3 separate regions of the Mus musculus genome follow, and regions 1 and 3 are each linked to region 2. A link is a loop called in an ENCODE intact Hi-C map of the cell type or tissue named here. Cell type or tissue: heart. All regions are shown on one strand. Links, peaks and the distances in the headings refer to the core of each region. The heading gives the core; the rest is flanking DNA.

Region 1 (5,440 bases), core at 1,993-4,492, 140 kb before region 2:
AGCAAGAAAGCCATCTGGGATGCAGACACTTCAAATATGTAGAAAGGCAAGATGCATCATCAGTCATCGCTTTCACAAAGGCAGTATTATTAATCTCTAAGAGGTACAACAGCAATGTTACTATTAAGCTCTTTATCCCACAGGATCCAAGTGCATACACAAAATGCAAATGCAGCCAGGTGTAACAATCCATCCACAGCCAAGAAAAAGTGTCAGTTCACCCGAAGCACAACAGTGTGCTTTTGAAAATACTTTGTTAACCTGATGGACCACCTTTCAGGATGAAAAATCCCGCAACTGTACTTCTTTCCTCGGTATGTAGAAAGAAGGTCCTTACTGAACATAGCTGCGTGCTTAGGAATCTGGAAGGTAAGCTTTAAAATAATAATTTCAGGTAAAGGATATAGCTTGGTTGGTGAAGTGCTGACCTGACTCCAAGCACGGTACCTGATATGGTAGTACACACCTCTGACACCACTACTTGGAAGATGGAGGCCGTAGGACCAGGAGCTCAGGTACATATAGAGCTTGAGGCCAGCCTAGGTTACATGAAACTGTGCTAACAACAGCAGCTATAAAAATATCTTATTGCCTGTTTTTTGAGACAGGATCTCAACATGTAGTTCCAGGATATTCCTCCTGCTTTTGCCTCCCGACTGCCTGGATAAGCAGCCTGTACCACACACAATACCCACCTGAAATCATTCTTACTGGCACTCAAGTACAGGATCCGTAAAATTCAGTAAATACAAGTCAATAAAAAGAACCTGCTATTGTCAACAGCATGCCTAGAGAGAAAATATAAAACTAAGGAATATATACAATATTCTATTCTTAGAACCACAATTAAGGAGAAACTGGGATGGAATTTTTAAGCGTTCATGGAGAGAAAATGAAAACCTATCTATCAGAAGGAGGCAACAGCAGTAAGGTAGCGAGTGAGACTGACCGTGAACAGGATGTGACGGCCTCATGGGGCACATCCTGAGGAAGACCTACCCGGCCGGAGAGCAAGCCCCTCAGGACAGAAACACAGCAGATTTCTCCTGAAACCTTTCAACTTAAAAAAAAAAAACAAAACAAAAACCTATTTTTATCGCTGTGGCAAAATACATGACCAAAGCAACTGGAAAAGACTTCTTTTCCTCGTGGTTTGCTGCATTTATTACAGAGGAAGAAGCATAGAAGGTGGGACCACAACTGTCTGAGGGAGTGGGAGAAGACCCACTTAGGAAAATACTCAGCTCGCCTGCTTTCCCACTCATTCAGTCTGAGACCACGAGGATTCCCTTTTTAATGGTTTAATCTGGCGGTGGATGTGTAAATTGATGGCATTAGTGGGAACTACAAAACAGTCACTGGAGGGTGCCTTTAAAATGGGTAAATTTTGTGTCCTGCCTGTCTCAGCTTCCTGTTGGTCACAAAGTAATTTTTCTTCATGACATGCTTTCACTGTGATGCCCTGCCTCACTGTGCCCTGGCCCAGAATCAATGGAGCTCGGTGACCTTGGAATTAAATCTCTAAAATATAAACTTAGATTAAAACTCTGAAACATAAACCATTCTGTTTGTGTCAGGTATTCTGTCACAGTGATGAAAATCTAAAGAACACAAATGTGACCTTTAAATCTACTAGGCGAGTAGAAGGATATGGCTACCTATTTTTTTCAAAGATATTTTGACCAGTTCATTATAGAAAAGTAGTGACTAGAAAAGTTAAGATAAAATTCTAACTTAAAACCACAGAAGACCCTCTGAACAAGTGAAAAACAACAAAAAATTGAGAAGTGTATGACTGTGGTTACATCTACTACCCTAACTAAAGACCTACTATGTATTGGGCTGGCAAGATGGCTCAGCAGGCAAGAGCACTGGCTGCTCTTCCAAAGGTCCTGAGTTCAAATCCCAGCAACCACATGGTGGCTCACAACCATCTGTAATGAAATCTGTCATTCTCTTTTGGTGTGTATGAAGATGGCTACAGTGTACTTATATATAATAATAAGTACATCTTTGACTCAGAGTGAGCAGGGACTCAACGAGCAGAGTTGACCGGAGCGAGCAGAGATCCTAAATACAATTCTCAACAACCACATGAAGGCTCATACCATAAAAATAAATATATAAATCTAAAAAGAAAAAAAATCTATGTATTACTGAATGGTTGTATTAACTGGGAATTTATTCTATCACTCTGAATAAAATGCTTCGTTATAAAGATTTAAATGCAAAAAGAACACTTTAAACTCATGATTGAATTTTAGATGGCTAGAGCTGACAGACATAACATTAGAATACAGACTATTTTCCTATGTGTGGCTTTCCTACAGCTGTACAATTTACACTACAACCTGAGCCCAAAACTATTGTAGGAAATGTAAAAGGCCAACACACAGTAAACGCCAATATAGCCATTTATCTTGTTTTATAACTACCATAAATGAGCCAGCTACCAAATGCTGCACTTAAATCAGTTGTTGGGACAAGACTCTTTATAAACTTATTATCTCACAAAAAGGCTAAAGTAGAATATATAGGTAAACTAGTCACATATCTTTAATTTGTATTGTTAAATTAAGAGTCTCCTCAGCTGTTTTTCATGAAAAATCAAACCAAGTTATCTGTGTTCATTTATATGAGACAGATGATGAGTCCCAAAAGAGGGACTCAAATAGATATTTACATAGCCAATTCACAGCAGCTTTGTTCAAAAACAAATACCTCAAATAGAGATGAGCAGAGAACCAAAAGGTGATACATACATACAACGGTTTATTCAAGCCTTTAAAAGAAAATAAATTTTGTTGTAATGCTGTATCTCGGGTGAACCTTGAGGACATTATACTATACGAAACAAGCGGGGATCAAAGGGACAAATACTATATGATTCCATTTACAATGGGTTCCCAAAACACATAAAGTCAGAGGCATAAAGCAGTATGGTGGCTGCCAGGGGCTGGGGAAAGAAGGAAAAGAATGGTGGCTTTTAATTGCATTCATTCGGTAAGGGGTGCATATCACAGACTTCCTGTAAGAGATCAAAGGACTACTTTCCACAGTTGGCTTCCTCCATATACGGGCCTTACAGGCTGGGCCATCTGAATGGCAGGGAATACTTGCCCTTCGTGGAGCGTTTGTGTCAAGGATGAAAAGGTTCTGTGGTGAATGCTGATGCTCGTTGTACAATAAGGTAATTTAACCAATGCCACCAAATTCTACAGTCTAAAGTGGTTAAGATGGCAAACTTTCTGTTGTGTATAATTTACCATATGCATATTAGCTTTAAATAGGGAGAAAATATAATAAATTTTATGGAGAAGCCGCATTTGTTTAAAACTTGTATTGCACTATCTTTAAGTTCATTTTCCTTTCTTTTTAAAACTCTGTGTTACATGGGCTGGAAAGATGGTTCAGAGACTAAGAGCACTGTCTGCTGCTCTTTCAGTGGTACCGTGCTCAATTCCCAGCAATCACAAGGTGGCTCAGGACCATGTGTACTAGGATCTGGTGCCCTTTTCTGGAGTCCGGGTGTATAAACAGATACAGCATGCATGCACACTAAGTAAATAACTACAGTCTCTCTCTCTCTCTCTCTCTCCACCCCCCTCACCCCCATCCTCAATTCATACTGTGTAGCTCCTAACTTCACTTCCAAGGGATTCTACCTTTTCTGGCCTCAGAGGCAACTAAATGCCCATAGATGTAAAAGAAACAATCTTCTAAAAAACTGAAGTCAACTGAAACGGCAAACAAAGGTGTCCACAACTAAAAGCAGCTGGAGGAGGAGAGGGGTCACTTCATCTTACACTGCCAGACCAAACCCATGACTGAAGGAAATCAGGGCAGGAACCTAGCACAAGAACCATGGAGGAACATTGCTTGCTGGCTCCGTCTCTGCCTTGCTTACTTGATGGATCAGCTTTCTCTCTCTCCCTCTCGGCTCCCTCTTTCCCTTCCCTGCTCCCTCTCTCCCTCCCCCAAACCCCATCTCTTTCTCCTTTCTAACTTTATTGTGTATGGGAATTTTGTCTGGATGTCTGTATGTTTATCATGTGTATTGTGTGCCTGGTGCCCACAGGGGCCAGAAGGGGAGGACGTCAGATCCCCTGTAACTGGGGAGCCACCCAATGGCAACTGAGTCCAGATCTTCTGCACGAGCGGCAGACCATCTTAACCACAAGCTGTCTTTTGAGGCCCCACAGCTAGTTTTTTTATGCAGCTCAGATCTACCTGCCAAAATGGTGCCACCCACAGAGAGGTGTACCCTCCGATATCAATCAGCAATCAAGACAATTCCTAACAGACATGGCCACAAGCCATTGTTGAGGTAATTCTTCAGCTGAGGTTCTCATACAACTCTAGGTATAGTCCTATTTCTAGAGGATCTGGGCTCTGAGCAGTGTAAGAATAAAGAAAGCTAGATGAGCGGTGAGCAGGAAGCCTGGGAGCGCTGCTTATGTGGTACATAGATAACGTGCTGAGTGGCTTGAATTCCACCCCTGGCTTCCCCTAATGATGGACTGAAACTCAGAACTGTAAATTGACCCTTTCCTTCCCTATGTTGCTTCCAGTCAGGATACTTGGCAAACATAAATGAAACTGCAACAGTTACAATAAAAAAATGACAAAGTAATTGTGTATCTTCATCTTCATAAAACAAAAGACCAAGGAGATGCATGCTTCATTTCTTATATTCACTCCAGTAAAACTTTCAACTTGAGGGACAGTGTGAAGGTACTTGACTTCTGAGTGTAGAGAATGGAGTCTGACCCCTAAACCTGTATTAAAAGGAAGGAAAGATCCAACCCCAGAAAGCTGTTCTTCAGCCAGCACAAGCACTCTATGGTATATGGATCCATGTTTACATGTGAACCCGCACACATACAATTAAAAAAATTAAACTGATGGAAGAAACAGTAAAGACGACAGTGATCAAGATTTGGTAAGTATTGTGTTGATTATGGCTTCACATTAAAGCCCAAAGACATCTACCACTAAGGCTTAAAGACAGCCATAGTCAAGGTTTCAAGCTAACACCTGCAGCAGACAGTATTTCCAGTCGACATTTTTCTCCTGTGCTCAAAAGCTACAGATAACTACTTGCTGTGTACTTATACACAAGTACTTTTGAGGCATTACACATTTTCCTACCCAACTTACGCCCTTAGCCTAACTGCTCCTTTCTCCCTATTTCCCTTTCGAGATGAAATATACCTATATCTCTTCCCCAGATAGAAATCTAAGTTCCCCACTCTGTTCCCGTGCAGTTATCTCCCATTAGTCACCAGCACCCAGATCTCTTCCACGCTGCCTCTATAGGGTTCCACTGCCACCACTTTAGTGGACTATTTCCTCCCTGGATTCTTATAAGAGCTCACAAAACAGCCTTCTAACCTCCAGCATCGCTCTGTAGAAGGCCCATAGTCAACACTTTCCAAAC
Region 2 (5,440 bases), core at 1,728-4,227:
CCGTTTGAAGAGTAGCGCAGCGCTGGGCGTGGTGGCGCACGCCTTTAATCCCAGCACTCGGGAGGCAGAGGCAGGTGGATCTCTGAGTTCGAGGCCAGCCTGGTCTACAAAGTGAGTTCCAGGACAGCCAGGGCTACACAGAGAAACCCTGTCTCGGGAAAAAAAAAAAAGAGTAGCGCAGCTTCCAACATTAAAGGAACAGACAGCCCATCCATGCTTGGCCCTGGTCACACCCGAGGAACACAGAACGTCACATCTTAGCACGGAGCTTTGCACATGCTATTCTTCTCTCCCACAGGGGGCTGGAGGGCCCTGTGTGGTGTGAGGAAGGGGAGGGAGTGCCGAGGAGAGAAGTCAGGTGGAGAGGTTGGCAAGGAAGGAAGAGGGCTAGGGAACTGCACGCAGGACTCCCAAGGCTGAGTGGGGAAACTGACACAGGACCCTGCCCAACATCATCTCACCCCCTTATCTTCTCCGTCTGCTCCTCCACAGTCACGGAGCACCTAGTGGCCAGAGACCTCAACCCTTCTCTGTATTTTCTGCATGCTGCAGCCCCATAATCCATGCTGCTAAGTATGCCGCTAGGCGAGTCCCATATCCCATGTCGCATGCCGCATGCACCACGGCTTGAAGCGGGCGGGTGGAAGATCTTCCTCAGCACAGCTCCAGCCCGCACTGCCCTCTCCAAGGCCTCTTCACCAGAGGGTTATTCTAGGCATGTGAGGTCATCATGGTATTCCCAGGACCCCCACCCCGCCCCCACCCACTAGTGACACCTGTTGCTCTGTGTCCTTGCTCACCCCTGCTTGGATCAGAAAGCCTGATTGACCATTTCATACGACGTACATTGTCCTTCCCTCTAAATTCCAGCTCCTTGGCACAGCCTGTACAAAAGGACTCAGAAGAAACATTACTACGGTCACACTCTTCGATGCTGGTCCCCTTCTCGAAACCTAAGAAAGCTCTTGCAACCAGGAGGATGCTGGGGAGGGGTCCCCTGACCTTTTGGACTGGATGACCAATGAGCTGACAGCTGTGTGCAATCAGGACTCCACAGTCCCCGTTCTCTAGGCCACCCAGAGGGTTTCCACAGCTGAGCGGAGCCTGCTGCTGAGTGGAGATGTCATCTGATTCATTAATTAAAGCGAACACTGTTCATCCAGTGCTCTGGGGCATGGTTTAAAAAAAGAACCCAGAACATTTACCATTTGATAGAAATAGCATTCGTCAGCGGGAGAGGTAACTGAAGTTTTACTCTTAGCCCCTTCATTCCAAGAGTACCCCCACCCTGTCCCGGTTCCCACCTTCCTTACCATGCTGCTTTGTTGACGAGGGAATCCCTGCCAGAGTTTGCTAATTGGGTTAATGGAGTGACTATGTAATTGTTCCCTCTCCCACAGCCCAGCCCACCCCACTGGCTGCTTTCCGACTACCTGCCTCTCACCACTTTCAGGATAGTTAATTTGCAACAACAACTTCCATTGTCGTCCACATCTGGGACTTTGGGGTTTTAAGTGATGCTCCCTAAGGCAGAGGACAGAAATGCGGCTATTTTGGTTTGTGTGGCCTACAATGGAGCCATTCTGTGGAGTTTCTGAGCAGTGCGGGGCTACCCAGGGAGAGGGGAAATTGGAGCCCGGCTCTGATGGGACCTGGGCCAGGGAAGAAGAGGGAGGAACAGGGGGAGGTCACCGACTGGGTCAAATCCCGACCTTTTCTTCCAGCTACTGGGATTTGAATTTCATTTTAATAAGATGCAGATGAAACCTACGGGCTGAGCCTCGGGAATCTCAGTGCTTTGCCTTCGACCTCTGGTCTCCAGCACCGGCAGCTTGTACCAAAGGAGGTGGCCCTAAGGGTGGCTTTGCTGGTGTCCGAGGTTCAGTCAGGGCACTCTTTGTGCTCAACACCCTTGGGAAAGCACCAACACCTATATCCCTCTCCCCTCCCAAACAAGACAAACCCAAACACCCCAAGGCTTTTCTCCTGTTGTTTTTGGGGTGTGTTTGTTCTGTTTGAAATCTGTTTCACTTAATGGATTATTAGTGGTTCAAATCACAAAAACATCAGCATCCTTGAGGCAGGGCACAGGAGAGCTGGAGGCCACCTCCAGGACCTCAGAGGTGCACCGGGTGTCTTAGAGGTGGGGCTGAGTCGACTCCCAGGCTGCGTCCCAGCACCTGGGCTTGGATGCCCGGCAGGCTCTTGCACTGCCTGCCCTTGTTGCCCTGCCCCAGTCCCAATACGATCTTGAGGCAGCAGGACAGGGATTCTGAGCGATGGACCTGGCTGACAGGATAGTTCAGGAATAGAGCAATTACCTACTCATGTACTAGAAAATAAAAATAAGTAAAATCATGGTAGGTATCCTAGCACTCAGAGGGCAGAGACAGGAGGATTGCCACAAGTTTCAAAACTTGTCCCAAAAAGACAAAACTAAACAATCAAACAAAACCCAAAAACCTAAACATACAAATAGCCCACCACTACCACCACCACCACAACAAAAAAACAACCAATAAAGACAGAAATTCCAGGGACTATTGAATTTGGGCCATTGGAGATTAGCCTTGGTGGCGTCCCAGAGCACACACTTCTCCCAACCCTTTGGACATATTTTGAGTATACACTGATAGGTTAGGTTGTCTTGTCCTGACTGAGTTACCTGGTCAGGCAGGGGCCGGAAGACTTCTGTGGAACCCTGAGTGTTGTGTGCCCCCTTGTGGAAGGGCTCCATCAGTGCACATTTCCATTTCCAGGTAAATTTGACCGACCTCCTCACCTACCTGTGCTCTCTTATTAGCGTGTAAACATCTCGTGTGCTTCTCTGGACTCTCTGAAGCTCATCCACTTGGTTGGCAGACCCAGGAAGAGGCACCCAGGAGCTCAATAAGTAACACTGGATTGGAAATTCCTGGCCAAGCTTTTCTGGTGAAAAGAAGTGTCAGGATTGTTTGGGTGTCTAAGAAGGTAAAGTGTGGAGACAGCACAGCATCTGAATGTCTGTGTCCCCAAAGGTTCCCGGGAAGCACTCAAGACTGATCTCCAAGGACCCACACTCAATAGTCCCTGGGTTTTAAGCAAATGGCAGACACCTTCCAGCTAAGCTGAGTTCCTGCAGCTTGGAGTCTGGTCTCCTCAGGAAGGGCTGATTCTGAGCCAGTACTTGGCTTGGATCTACTGCACAGCACTGCCCTCCGCTGGTCTGAGCCCTTCTGCTGGGAGGGCCTCCTCAGGTTTCCCTCCCTCCTTCCTTGGGGCAAGAGTGTTCTGGATAAACAGGATTTTTTAGTTGGCTTCTCTTAGCAGGTGTGTTTTACCCAGCCTGTCTTGCTTTGGGTCCATGAAACCTGGGAAGGTAGAAGAACAAAGTCTTCCTTGATGCTGCTGGCACATAGTGGGTTCTATAAATATTTATTTCGGGAGAATAAACATAGCCACACATGTTTGGCATGCCAGCTGCACTTGGGACACTCGGGACTATTGTGATGCCCATTAGAGGAGGAATTCATTTAAGGACCCACACCTGTTCTTAGTTCAGAACAGCTGCTGCCCTGTGTGTAGAAGCCAAACCAAGGAAAACAGAGGGGGACAAAAGTTCAAGCAGGAGAAGCGCGCTCAGAAATAGTCATTCCATTCAAAACACTATTGGAGGGTTTTTTTCTCTTCCTTTTGCAGTGAAACTCAGGATCTCACGCATAGTGGCCAGGTGCCCTGCCAACAACACTTTACAGAGCAGAGTCCCTTCCTTTTCTCGCTTACCAGCTACTGTCCCCATTAGTTACTGTCCCCGTTGCTGAGATAAAATAGCGTGACAAAAGCCACTTAAGGAAGGAAGGAAGGAAGGAAGGAAGGAAGGAAGGAAGGAAGGAAGGAAGGAAGGAAGGACTTTGGTTGGCTCACAGTGTCAGCCCCATCATGGCCAGCAAGACAATGAATGAGGCAGAGTCTGAGGCGGCTGGTCAGATCATGTCCACAGTCAGAAAGCAGGAAATAATGAGTGTGTCCTGCTCACTTTGTTGTTGTTGTTTGCTTGTTTTGAGTCAGAGTGCCTCTCTCTATATATTCCTGGCTGTCCTAGAACTCACTATGTAGACCATGCTGTCCTCAGAATCACAGAGATCTGTCTGCCTCTGTCTCTTTGGTGCTGGGATTAAATGCATGAAATGTATGTGCCATCACACCTGGCTCACTTTATCCTTTTTATACAGTCTGGGAGTCCAGCCTAGAGAATGGAGCTGCTCACAATACTTCCACCTCAGTTAACCTCATCAATATAATCTCCCACAGGCCTCCTCATGGCCTGTCTCCCAAGTGATTATAGATCCACCAGGTTGACAAGTGAGAATAATCATCTTACTGGCCACTGAAACTTTTGGGTAAAAGATATAGAACCAGGGGCTGGAGAGACGGCTGAGCGGTTAAGAGCACTGACTGCTCTTCCAGAGGTCCTGAGTTCAATTCCCAACAACCACATGGTGGCTCACAACCATCTGTAATGGGATCTGATGCCCTCTTCTGGTGTGTCTGAAGACAGCTACAGTGTGCACATATACATTAAATAAATAAATAAATCTTTAAAAAAAGATATAGAACTAAAGGTAAGTAGCAGATGAAACCAGGGTCTGCCAGCTCTCAGGAATCAGCATGCTCTGGCCCTTGCTGTGGCAAGCTTGCATAGGTATTTGTAAACTTGCCTTCTTGTCTCTGCTCCTGACCCCATTAACCTTTTTTTTTTAAAGATTTATTTATTAGGTATAGAGCATATATGACTGCAGGCTAGAGAAGGGCACCAGATCTCATTATAGATGGTTATTCACCACCAAGCGGTTGCTGGGAATCGAACTCAGGGCCTTTGGAAGAGCAGCCAGTGCTCTTAGCCCCTGAGCCATCTCTCCAGCTTGACTCCATTAGCCTTAAAACATTCTGCTCAGCACAATGACTGGTCTGTAAGAAGAACGAGACTTGAAGTTACAGAATTCCTGGCTGTCAATCACAGGGTATGAGTGACAATAATCTGCCAACGCTCCTAAGTCGGAAGGAATCAGGTATTACATCTATTGCTTAGACATTATTATGATTTACTGAAAAACTGTTTTAATCTCTCAAATTCAAGTCTGGGGTTAGCCCAGGACCTGGCAGTTCAGAGAAGAGGTCTAGACTCAGTACTAATCCAGGCATCCTAGAGCACAGTAGGTAAAACTAATGGCTGCTACCTTGGGATTCCAATGCCTAAGGGAGGCAGGGAAGGCTACCATGGAGCCAGGGCAATTTTCCCTGAGGGCAAAACAAAACTCTGGAACAGAAATGACCATCTTATAATGACCAAGCCAGCTCAGTCAGTCGACGGATTCTCCGGGGAGGGAACGAGGATCAAAACGCAAATATGACCACTAGACAACACTGTAGCATGACCCAGCCTGTTCTGAGGCTGAAGCAG
Region 3 (5,440 bases), core at 1,993-4,492, 230 kb before region 2:
ACACACACACACACACACACACACAAGCAAAAACTCACTGTGGTGGTTTGAGTAAGAAGTCCTGTAAGTCTTGGGTACATGGACACTGAAGAAAGTATGTCTCTTGGTTTCAGAAGACGCAAAATCATTGCAAGTACTCTCTCTGTTTTCTCTGTCTGCTGCCTTCTCCCTCCTCTCTGCTGTCACAGACTCTGATCCTCTGGAACTGCAACCTAAATTAAATCCTTCTTTCTGTAAGTTGTCCTGCAATAGGAAATGGGGAAGTAACTAATATACTAATATACATAAAATAAAGATAAATAAAATAAAAAAACATTATATAATATTTATAGCACTATAATAATGATAATAAGTGTTATGTAAAAATATTTTTCAAAGAAATAACTGTTGTTTCGTTATTTTGTTTTGTTTAAAAAGGGAGCAATTTGGATGCACACATACAAAGGGAAGGTCATGTGGCAAGAAGGTGGCCAGAGGAGCCAAGGAGGTGCCTCAGAGGGAAACAACCCTGTTGATCTTGGACTCCAGCCTCTGGGACCATGTCCCCTTTCTCCAGACAGTGGTCCTCTGTCATAGCAGTCCTAGGAACCTCAAAGAGATACCTGAGTGTGGGACTGGCTCCGCCTTCTCCTTCCTGGTCCCTGCCTTCCTCTGCTTACAGGTGTGATGGCAGCACACCAATGGAGAACAACTTTGGGACAAAGCCTCCAGTTACCTTGCACTTCATGGACACTTTGGCTCATCTAAGCAATGGGCTCCGTGGGACCCCAGCCACATACGATAGACTAAAGAGGTTGTTGTCCTAACAGCCATGTGGGGACATTTGGCCCCTGGATGTAAATGTTCCTCGGTAGCCATGGGATTGTCAGATATTCTGGCTGAAGACCAGAGACAGAGCAGCATTGAAGAGAGGACACATGACTGGTGAGAAGGGGGCTCTCTGGCTTTGAGTGTCTGTCTGTGCTCTCAGGACAAATAAGCTGTACATCACTATCAAAAGACCACCGTCTGGAGCTGAAGAGAGGGCTCAGTGGTTAAGAACACTTGCTGTTCTTGCAGAGGACCAGAGTTCTGCTCTCAGTACCCACACTGAGTAGCTTGTAATGCTGATGCCCTTTTTTGACCTCAGATGGTCTCATTCTCTCTCCATCTCCCCTTCCCTCTCACACACATACTCTAAATAAAAGAAGGAGCAGATGTGGTGGTGTACACCTGTAATTCCAGCACTCGGGAGGCAGAGGCAGGTGGCTATGAGTTTGAAGATAGCCTGGGGCACAGAGTGAGTTCCAGTCCAGGGAGCTAAGGCTACACAGTGAACCCCTGTCTCAAAAACAAAAACAAAAACAAAACAAACAAGCAAACAAACAAAAAAAACCCCAAACCAAACCAAAACAACAACAACATCAAAATAACAACAACAAAAACAGCAAAGCAAACAATAAGTAGAAGACTATTTCTCTCCCTGAGCCCAGCAATCAGCACACAGCAGATCACTAGATACCCAGGCCTCCTAAGATCAAAGAGAGGATCCTAGCTCCAGCAAAAGATTATCTGGCAGGCTAGGAAGAAGTTTACTTAGCGGAGGTGGAGGATACTTTGATATGCCATTCTCAAGACCCAGGCTGGGCATCAGGAACTCTGGGCACAGGAGCAGAGAGGCTTTGCTGAATGCCCTTGGGTGACCTTGAACTTCTGATCTTCCTGCCTCCACTTCCCGAGTGCTAGGATTAAAGGTGTGTTCCACCATGTCCTGTCTTCTTGAGGTTTGGGATCAAACTCAGAGTTTCTAACATGCTAGGGACACACTCTATGAGCGGAAATGTATATACCCAGCTTGGTTTTTTTTTTTTTTTTTGGCAGACTGTCCATTGTGTCCTGGCCTCAAAACAAAGACAAGGCCAGAGCAGAGCGCACTGTTGTGTGGACTCCACTCAGGCCCATAGTAGGCTGACAGGGAGGTGATGCATGTCCAGGTTAACCCTGAGCAAGCAGGGTGCTTGGAGGGCAAAAATGTCACCATCACATCTGTCCTGCCACTAAGTGGCAAGGTGGACCCCAGAGCCAGAGGAAGTAGGACAAATGTCTCCTGCCTCCTGCTGCAGCCCTGTCCTAAGTCTGAGGCCACTGTTTGCTGCTGAATTTCTCTAGTGTCCAGGAGAGTGAGCGAAGAGGGACAGTGTCAGAAGGGACTGAGAGCTCTTGGGTAAGTGACATGTTGGACCCAAGGCAGAGAGCTAGAGGCCCAGGGCTGACATTGGCACCTAGGGAAGTCAGTGGCTCTTCTGCCAGCTCACTTTCACTGTGAGCTTTGCCTGGGAGTCCACCCAAGTTGCACGTAACTCCTAAGCACAGATGCCTCCACTCAAGCCATCTGTAGCCATGAGCCACAAGAGCTGAGACTACACATGAGCCACCTTGTCAACTGGGGATACAGGGCCCCTCAGTCCTCCCCTGTTACTGGGAGAGCCAGTCTAGAGGACATGGAGATGGCCTTCGCCCTCAGAGCCCACCGTGTTAGGCCATTGCTAGCTGGTGGACCCAAAGGCCTTAAGCAGTGGGCTATGAGATGGTCTCTAGGCCCAGTCCCACCATGGGCCTATCAGAGGGGAGACACCTGTCCAGGTGCAAAGATAATGAATGCTTGGTCCTCTGGCTTCCTTTGGTGAGCCTAGACTTTTGGGTAAAGCTCTGTGTGAATGCTGTAGGCTGACTCCTGCAGTTCAGCATATTCCACTACGTGGAACATGCTAGGAAGAAACAAAAACACCTACTCAGCTAGTGACTGAAGCCTCCATTCTGATTGGTTCCCCTGATGGCTACCATGGGTATAGAGGATGGCAGATCCACACTTCAGTTCTGCAGTGCCTTCAACACACTGCTCTGTCTCCCTGGTCTTCATTTTTGTGGCTCACTAATGCTCAGGATCTGCCCTTGGCTGTCTTCGGCTCTCAGATGTCTGTTTCTACCTCCCAGGGTATCTTCCTGCTTTCTATCTCCGGTGTTCCTCTCCCCGTGCTCAATGGCTAGCCATGCTCCTAGCCCTGAGACCTCTCTTCTACCCCAAACTGCAGGCATGTACAAAGAAAGGGCTCCTGCTTTGACCCTACCTGCCGCTTCGCTCACAGCACGCACTTCACATTTCCAGCATAATCTTGACCAGTAAAACATCTGACTGTAGAAGTTGGCCGGCCTGTAGGGCCCATCTAGAATCTGGACACTCCGGGGCTCCCCTCACCACAGCGACAACAGTGTATGGAGTCTTCCTTCATAGTCTCTGCATACTTTCTCCAGCTTTAAAGTCTCATTTTTTCCTTAGCAAATCCTCGGGTTTGGAGCCCGTGTCCACCCATCAACATGCATGGCTGTGCGCTGTGCCCAAGTGTGAGAAGAGAAGGAACAGACATTAGCCAGCAGAGGGCGCTGCCTAACAGCCAGGAGACGCGCTGCCTAGAGCTACCGCTGGGAGGCGCCCGAGCACTGCAGCTTGGATAGCCCCGGCCAGCTGGGTGACACTCTTAGAGACAATGAGAGGGACAAGCAGAGGAACACTGGTTTCTCCCCCATCACTTTTGATGCCTGCCTAGGTCTATCCTGGCATTGTGTCTTGACTTTCAAGCTAGCCTGGCCTAATCGCAGGCCCAGACCCAACATCTGCTCTCAGTGCAGCTCACCAGGCACCGAAAAGCCAGAACTGATGTGGAAGGTGGGAATGACTTCCTGGGGTGCTGAGCAAACAGGATCTCTGCTTTCCTCCAGAGATGAGATGGGGACAAGGCTCATTCTGGTCAGAAGGAGGCAGAAGAAAATGGTCACATTGTAGCTCCCTCCTCTCCCGGGAGGAAGGCTCAGCATTTAATCCAGCTGTAGGTACTGAAAAAAACGTCTTTCAAAGGAGCTCCCAAGGGGCTGGTGAGATGGCTCAGTGGGTAAGAGCACCCGGCTGCTCTTCCGAAGGTCTGAAGTTCAAATCCCAGCAACCACATGGTGGCTTACAACCATCTGTAACAAGATCTGACGCCCTCTGAAGACAGCTACAGTGTACTTACATATAATAAATAAATCTAAAAAAAAAAAAAAAAAAAAAAAAAGGAGCTCCCAAGGTCCTTGGAAGCTCGGGGGAAGATCACATACCTATGATGGTCAATTTTGAGAGTCAAATTGACTGGATTGTGGCGTGTCCTGATCATTTGGGCAAGTGTTATTCTGGGTGTGTCCCTGGGGCTGAAGTGCCATGTCAAAGTGGCTGTGAGAGAACAGAACTTGGCCCCAAGTCTCACCACAAGGGACTGGCCCTTTCTCAGTTGCCCCACGCCCTTCGGGAGCACTTCCGGGAATGCGCTGCACCTCTAATCACAGGTGCCTCTATAAAATCTTCACTTTTTCCTGCTTCCCACTCTCTCTTTAGGGATTCCTACAGGAACCCTTTGCCTAGGCATGGCCTAAACAATGGTACTTTGGTTTTAAGTGCCGAGGAGGAAGGTGGTTGCAAGCAGGTCTGGTAAAGTCAAGCGTCAAGTCTGCTGGCTCAGTCTAACTTTCCTCTCCTGTTGCAAAGTGGATGCAGTGGCTCTGAGAATTAAATACATGTCATCAAGAAAGAGAACTGAAGACTGAGTGAGGTTTGGGCAAAGCGCTTTTCCACATTGATCTTCCTCTTATGTTGGAGGAAAAAGTCTTTGCTGAACGTTTCCAAAACATGTCCCATTTCATCTCACTGTCCAGAAAGAGCCACGAGGACCCCTCAGAACAAATCTGGATCTACATTCTTGAGATCAAAGGGATTCAGCTGAGACCTGAGCAAGTCAGGATCATAGCAGCGGAGGAAGGGGCGGAGGTGAGGAGGGAACACATTGTTCAGGCATCTTATGGTCTCTGTCTCCTCCAGCTGCTGGCCCCAGGATGATGGGCAAGTGAGGAACTCAGACTTCCACCTGGGCCTCCCGGAGCCTCAAAAAGCTTTCAGCAGACAGGGATGTTTTGGTCATACAGTGCTCTGGCTACTGTAAGAGGAGGGCAGTAAACTGGGTGGGGTGGGGTGGGGTGGGGTGTTGGGTGTGTGTGTGAGGTGACTGGACGGGGTGGGCTCATCATGAGGACCCTTTAGAGGCAGAGCCATAGCTTGCTTATCTCTGGACAGGTGAAGCAAACCCAAGAGATGCTGAGAAATGGAGTCTAGGGTGACAGTGGAAAAGGATGGGAAGGTGGCAGGGCCACACTGAACTTGAGGCACCTTGGGTATATGCAATCTTGTGTTGGCATGTCTCAAGGAGGAGAGAGGAGGGGCTTGAACTTGGGCCTGCAGTCTGGGGGGGGGGCTTCACAGGATATAAGTCTGTGGGTACAGGTGCAGCCACGCCTCCTCTCAGCTTTAATTTCACAGCAGCCTGTACTTTCACATTCCCCCACACCCCCGCCTCCCCCTAAACTGTTGCTCCCTGTA

Evidence for each region. Hi-C counts contacts between places; a loop is a spot of excess contacts. Peaks named below come from ENCODE experiments on the same cell type or tissue, not always from the same donor. Only the 100,000 strongest peaks of a DNase experiment are listed, where the experiment ranks them.
Region 1: it touches region 2 in a loop (2.4-fold over the local background); 5 of 42 quality-filtered maps call a loop at or near these places.
Region 3: a loop joins it to region 2, with 10 times the contacts of the local background. A loop is called at or near these places in 41 of 42 quality-filtered maps.

The regions. Positions count from the first base shown.
Region 1 is chr1:181,967,703-181,973,142 of GRCm38, forward strand. All of the region lies in intron 1 of Enah (ENAH actin regulator), which reads right to left. Among named protein-coding and RNA genes, the nearest start is that of Enah, 50 kb to the right of the region's middle. In heart, for the core only: a CTCF peak has its summit at 3,477; no DNase peak of the experiment used is centred there; H3K4me3 peaks cover 265 bases; H3K27ac peaks cover 903 bases.
Region 2 is chr1:182,112,700-182,118,139 of GRCm38, forward strand. It overlaps Gm33725 (a long non-coding RNA gene), which reads right to left. Exons shown (of 3, transcript XR_373761.4): 2 at 2,787-2,928. Gm39719 (a long non-coding RNA gene) reads left to right here. Exons shown (of 4, transcript XR_865804.2): 4 at 871-942. Among named protein-coding and RNA genes, the nearest start is that of Srp9, 9.3 kb to the right of the region's middle. In heart, for the core only: CTCF peaks have their summits at 2,719 (motif pointing left) and 2,922; no DNase peak of the experiment used is centred there.
Region 3 is chr1:181,885,549-181,890,988 of GRCm38, forward strand. It overlaps Gm33669 (a long non-coding RNA gene), which reads left to right. Exons shown (of 4, transcript XR_865801.2): 4 at 418-1,163. Among named protein-coding and RNA genes, the nearest start is that of Gm33669, 9.8 kb to the left of the region's middle. In heart, for the core only: no CTCF peak of the experiment used is centred there; a DNase peak (open chromatin) is centred at 3,443.